Linked DNA regions of Homo sapiens: region 1 is linked to region 2. A link is an interaction called in ENCODE POLR2A ChIA-PET data of the cell type or tissue named here. Cell type or tissue: K562. All regions are shown on one strand. Links, peaks and the distances in the headings refer to the core of each region. The heading gives the core; the rest is flanking DNA. Region 1 overlaps NUMA1 (nuclear mitotic apparatus protein 1). Region 2 overlaps RNF121 (ring finger protein 121).

Evidence for each region. Peaks named below come from ENCODE experiments on the same cell type or tissue, not always from the same donor. Only the 100,000 strongest peaks of a DNase experiment are listed, where the experiment ranks them.
Region 1: POLR2A ChIA-PET joins it to region 2 with 6 read pairs; 3 of 35 experiments call an interaction of 5 or more read pairs at or near these places.

The regions. Positions count from the first base shown.
Region 1 is chr11:72,068,510-72,071,431 of GRCh38, forward strand. It overlaps NUMA1 (nuclear mitotic apparatus protein 1), which reads right to left. Exons shown (of 27, transcript NM_006185.4): 2 at 1,333-1,402. Among named protein-coding and RNA genes, the nearest start is that of MIR3165, 2.3 kb to the right of the region's middle. In K562, for the core only: no CTCF peak of the experiment used is centred there; a DNase peak (open chromatin) is centred at 1,590.
Region 2 is chr11:71,961,729-71,964,650 of GRCh38, forward strand. All of the region lies in intron 3 of RNF121 (ring finger protein 121), which reads left to right. Among named protein-coding and RNA genes, the nearest start is that of RNF121, 34 kb to the left of the region's middle. RefSeq lists an enhancer at 1,008-1,127. In K562, for the core only: no CTCF peak of the experiment used is centred there; no DNase peak of the experiment used is centred there.

The DNA.
Region 1 (2,922 bases), core at 266-2,765, 110 kb after region 2:
ACTAGGGAGGCTGAGGCAGGAGAATCGCTTGAACCCGAGAGGTGGAGGTTGCAGTGAGCTGAGATCCCGCCATTGCACTCCAGTCTGGGTGACAGAGAGAGACCCTGTCTGGAAAAAAAAAAGAAAAGAAAGGCCAGTTTTCTCCATTATCTAGTCACCCCAACCTATAAGCAAGCATATGCACAGTCACTATAAAGGAAAGTGACTTGTTTTCCAGCAGACATTTCTAATCTTATTAAATCAAATGAAAACTGCAATCAAAATACTCTCCTTAGGAAGTTATTTACTTATTCTAACAAAACACTTCTTTGGGAGCTGCCTTTAAAGTCTACTCCATGTGAGACAAACAGAAAAATTCGGTGTTACTGTTTTATAGTCACACCTCATCCTTCACCAAAAAAGGTATTGCCTTGCATGAATCTTTGGCTCACGGCATCTTCTGGCTGTTTCTAAAAATTGAATCCACCAAGCTAAGAGTAAAGATTTGCTACCTCTGAGGATATTCAAAAGATTGGCTCAGAGGCAGTCTGAGGCAATGACACCATCACCAAAGGAAATCTAAAGGCTGAGAACACAATTACTTTGAAGGGGTCAAACTTAAAAACATTCTAATTGCCCCATAATTACAATCAAGGGGGCAAGACATGTACAATATCTGTCACATTTGTTCAACTATTATATCACTTTATAATTACACATTATATAATGATAAATTTTGGCCCTGGAAGAAATCTTCAAGATCATATAATCCTAACTGTCCCTTTTTACATATGAGAAAAGTTCAGTCCATTGAGGTTAGGCAATTTGTCCCTGGTCACACATCTGGTTAGCAACAGTCAGGATGAGAAACCCAGACACCCAAACTCCCAGCATAATGCACCCACACATACTTATGTATACAGCTCCTCCTCCCCTGCTTCTCACTTCCTTCACTCCCCTGATCAAAAGGGACAGAAATAACTTGGGACACTAAAGCACACCAAGAATGGTTCTGAAACCCAGTAGCAGAGAAATGATGGCTTAAAAACCAGGACTTCTCTGCAGTGGCCTCAATGGCCAATGTTTAGTGTCTGGCTCACAAGAGTTCTGGGCAATCTACCTCAGAGCAAGGGCCAATGAAAACCTCTGGACACCACCCTCCCACAGTTAGAAAAATATCTTTATTAAACCTCTCTGCTCTCCTCCTACAGTAACCTGTTTGCCTCAAATAATTGAAAGACAAAGACAATCACTTTGAAGAATCTGGGTCAGGGAAAAAGTAAATGGTAGAGATCCTGCTCAGGACAAAGCTGACCTATGAAAAACTAGAGGGCAGAAACCATTTTGACTTACCTCCTGGTGGAAGCCTCCACACACTAGAACAGGGTGATCTCCAGCAGTCTGGCTTAGAATTAGTTTCCACCTAGGGAAGGGGCAAAGGGACAGGAATGATTATTCATTCCCCTAACCCACCCACTCTTAGTGAGCTCAGCCTCACATTATCCTGGGCAACCCCAGCGTTCTGTGGATCAGACAGCAAGCAGAAGGGAAGCCATGCAGGCCAGGTCAACGGGGTGAGTCAGTGGCAGAGCAGGAAGAGTCACTGGGGCAGAAATTCTGGCCTTCTGTGGCAAGACTGCCAAGCCACACCCACACTTGGTCAGCACTGTGAAGGCCCTGCCCTGTTAGGATTTCAGTCTTTAAGCCAGAAAACTTCTTCCTCAGGAGGCCCCACACCACTCTCATTTTCAAGTGTCTCTCCTCCTGCTCAAAAATCTTCCAGTTTTCTTCTCCCTAAAGCATCATATCTAAATTCTTTGGCTTAACTTTCCAAATCCTCCATTATATGGCCTCAAGTCATTTATTCAACCTTATTTCCCACTATTCTACAGAATATACTCTGAATTGATCAAGCCAGTCTTCCCACTTCTCTCTGCGTGAGCCAAGCCTTTTCTCATTTCCCTGCTTTCAATTATCCAGGAGTGGTAAATTCAAACATCTTCAGGGGTCAGGCAGGTAACAGAAACAAATTATCCAGGCAAGGCCCAGTGGCTCACAGCGGTAATCCCAGCACTTTGGGAAGCCAAGGTGGGCAGATCGCTTGAGCTCAGGAGTTCCAGACCAACCTGGGCAACATAGTAAAACTCCGTCTCTACAAAAATACAAAAAATTAGCTAGGTGTGGTGGAGTGTGCCTGGGTCCCACCCACTTGGGAGGCTGCAGTGAGCTGAGACCGTGCCACTGGACTCCAGCCTGGGCAACAGAGCGAAACCACGTATCCAAACAAAACAAAATGAATGATCCAGTGGGGCACATGGCAGATCTAGGAAACGCTGCACCCCCCTAAAGGCATTCAAATATTTTAATTCAAATATTTATGTAGTGTCTCACTGTGAGCATCACGATAACCTTTTAAATAGTTATTAATACTCTATCTTGCAAATGAGAAAACTTCCCCAAGGTTAGGTAACTGGCAAAATGCTGGGCACAGTCTCTAGACCTGTCTGATGCCAAAGCAAGAGCTCTACACCATTAGGCTTCTAGCAGTGCAAACACCATGGAAGATACAGAACCCTCAAAGTCACTTTTCATGATACACAACCTTAATAGTAGGATGGGAAGCCCAAATCACAGCTTATCTAACCATATCCCAACTGCCTCCAATTCTGTTCATTTTCCAAACCCCATCTTTCTGCCAAAGTATTTCATTCCTAGTTATCCAAGTCCTACTGAATTCCTTCTTCTGTAAATTCCTATAGGGTTTATAGATTAGACAACACAAATAAGTGCTAAATTATATACTGTCTTGCAAAATCAGATACTGCTTCTATGTATTTTAGTGTCAGCCTCATCAATCAAACTATTGTATTAATCTATATAGTTCTTCTACCAAAAATGCCTAACCTGAATCTAATCAAGAAGAATCAGACAAATGCTATGAAA
Region 2 (2,922 bases), core at 328-2,827:
TTAAAAATCCCCTCATTTATCGATATGCTGTCTATAGTAAATTCACTTTAGGTGGAAAGACACAAGCCAGGAGTGGTGGCACACACTTGTAATCCCACCTATTGAGGAGGCTGAGGTGGGAGAATTGCTTGAGCCAGGGGATTCAGTAAACTCATAAATGAGTGAAAGCCCCCTTGGCATTTCTGTGCTTATATGTAGAAATATTTTTAATTATATAATTTTGGCTAATCTGCAAAGATTTTTTTTTTTTTTTTTTTGAGACAGAGTCTCGCTGTGTCGCCCAGGCGGGAGTGCAGTGGTGCAATCTCTGCTCACTGCAAGCTCCGCCTCCCGGGTTCACGCCATTCTCCTGCCTCGGCTTCCCGCATAGCTGGGACTACAGGTGCCCACCATCACGCCTGACTAATTTTTTTGTATTTTTAGTAGAGACGGGGTTTCACTGTGTTAGCCAGGATGGTCTCGATCTCCTGACCTTGTGATCCGCCTCGGCCTCCCAAAGTGCTGGGATTACAGGCGTGAGCCACCGCGCCCGGCAGATTTTTACAACCTATTCTGAAGAAAGTGAGTATGCATATATGCACTGCAGTAATTTTCAATAAGAACTTTTTCCTTAAGTGTGGAATCCTTTCTTTAAACATTATCTTAAGGAAAAACTCAATCTGGGAAACAGTTAAGAGGCTGCTCTGCTTGATATGAAGGTTGGGTAACCCTAACACCTCTGCTTCCCCCTCTGAAATCTCTAGGACTCATCATAGCACTGTTAGAAAACCACTGATGTGTTATTCATTAGTTAATTCTTAACAGGAGATGTGTCTGTGACTTAATGAGGCCAGTTGTACTAGGAATGTGCAGTTTACTTGTTACTACCACATCCTGTAAACATAATGCTGAATTTTATTGGTGAGAGGATATGCTAACATGATAGCACATCTTACACTGAGAAACTTAAACTCATATCTTTAGAAAATAAGAAAAGAAATCTACCTAGGAGTGGAATTGCTGAGTCATGTGGTAACTCTGTGTTTAATGTTTTGAGGAACTGAGAAATTGTTTTCCACAGAAGCTGCACAATTTTCCATTCTGTCCTAACGTGGGTTGGGTTTTCATTCCTCCACATTCTTATCAAGACTTCTTACTTCTTTCACTCCGTTTTTTTTTAAATTTTATTTATTATAGCTACTTTAGTGGATGTAGATGTCATTGTGGTGTTGATTTGTATTTCCCTAATGACTAATGATGTTGGGCATCTTTTCCTGTGCTTATGGGTCATTTGTATATTTTCCTTAGAGAAATGTTTGTTTAAGTCTTTGCCCAATTTTTGGTTGAATTTTTTGTCTTTTTGTTGAGTTGTTAGAGTACTTTATATAATCTGGATAATAGACCATTATCAGATATATGATTTTAAAATATTTCCTCACATTTTATCGGTTGTCTTGACACTTTATTGATAGTGTCCTTTGATGCATAAACAGTTTTTAATTTTGATGAAGTTCAGTATATCTATTTTTTAATTTTATTGGTTGTGCTTTTAGTGTCATATCTAAGAATCCATTGCCAAGTCCAAGGTCATAGAGATTACTCTTATGTTTTCTTTGAAGAGTTTCATAGTCTTGGCCCGGTGGGGTGGCTCAAGCCTGTAATTCCAGCACTTTGGGAGGCTGAGGTGGGCGGATCACAAGGTCAGGAGTTTGAGACCAGCCTGGCCAACATGGTGAAACCCCGTCTCTAATAAAAATACAAAAATAGCTGGGCGTGGTGGCACGTGCCTGTAATCCCAGCTACTCGGAAGGCTGAGGCAGGAGAATCGCTTGAATCAGGGAGTTGGAGGTTGCAATGAGCCAAGATCGCACCACTGCACCCCAGCCTGATAACAGAGCAAGACTCCTTCCCAAAAAAAAAAGAGTTTTATAGTCTTAGCTCTTACATTTGGAGTTTTGGTCCATTTTGAGTTTTTGTAAATGGTGTGAGATAAGAATCTAAGTTCATTCTTTTGCATGTGGATAGCCAGTTGTCCCAGCATCATTTATTGAAGAGACTTCTTTCTCCATTGGATGGTCGTGGCATGTCACGACCTTGTCAGAAATCAATTGATCAAAGATATGTTGGCTTATTTTTGTACTCTCAGTTTTATTCCGTTGATCTATATGTCTGTTCTTTTGCAGGTACCACATTGTTATGATTACTGTAGCACTGTAGTAAGTTCTGAAATTGGAAAGTATGTTCCTCAACTTTGTTATTATTTTTCAAGATTGTTTCAGCTATTCTGAGTCCTTTGCAATTCCTTATTAATTTTAATATCAACGTTTCCATTTTACAAACAAAATCAGTTGGAATTTTGATAAAGATTGGTTTGATTCTCTAGATTGTTTGGGGAAATGTTTCCATCTTAACAATATTAATCTTCCAGTACCTGAACACAGGATATCTTTTCATTTATTTGGGTCTTTAATCTCTTTCATCAATGTTTTGTAGTTTTCAATGTACAAGTCTTGCACCTCCTTTGTTAAACTTATTCCTAAGTATGTTATTCTTTTTGATGCCATTGTTAATGGAATTTTTAAAAATTTCCTTTTTGAATTATTCATTGCTAATATATAGAATTTCAACTGATCGTTTTGTGTTAGTCTTCCAACTTTGCTGAATTTATTAGCTCTAATAGTTTTTAAAGTTTTTTTTAGGATTTTTTATATATAAGATTGGTCATCTGAGAGTAGAGTTTCACTTCTTCTTTTCCAATTGGATACCTTTTTTTTTCCTGAGACAAGGTCTTATTCTGATTGCCCATACTGGAATGCAGTGGTGCAGTATGGCGATTTCGGCTCACTGCAGCCTCTACTTCTGCAGGCTCAGGTGATCCTCCCACCTCAGACTTCCAAGTAGCTGGGACTACACGCGCACACCACAGCACCAGGCTAATTTTTT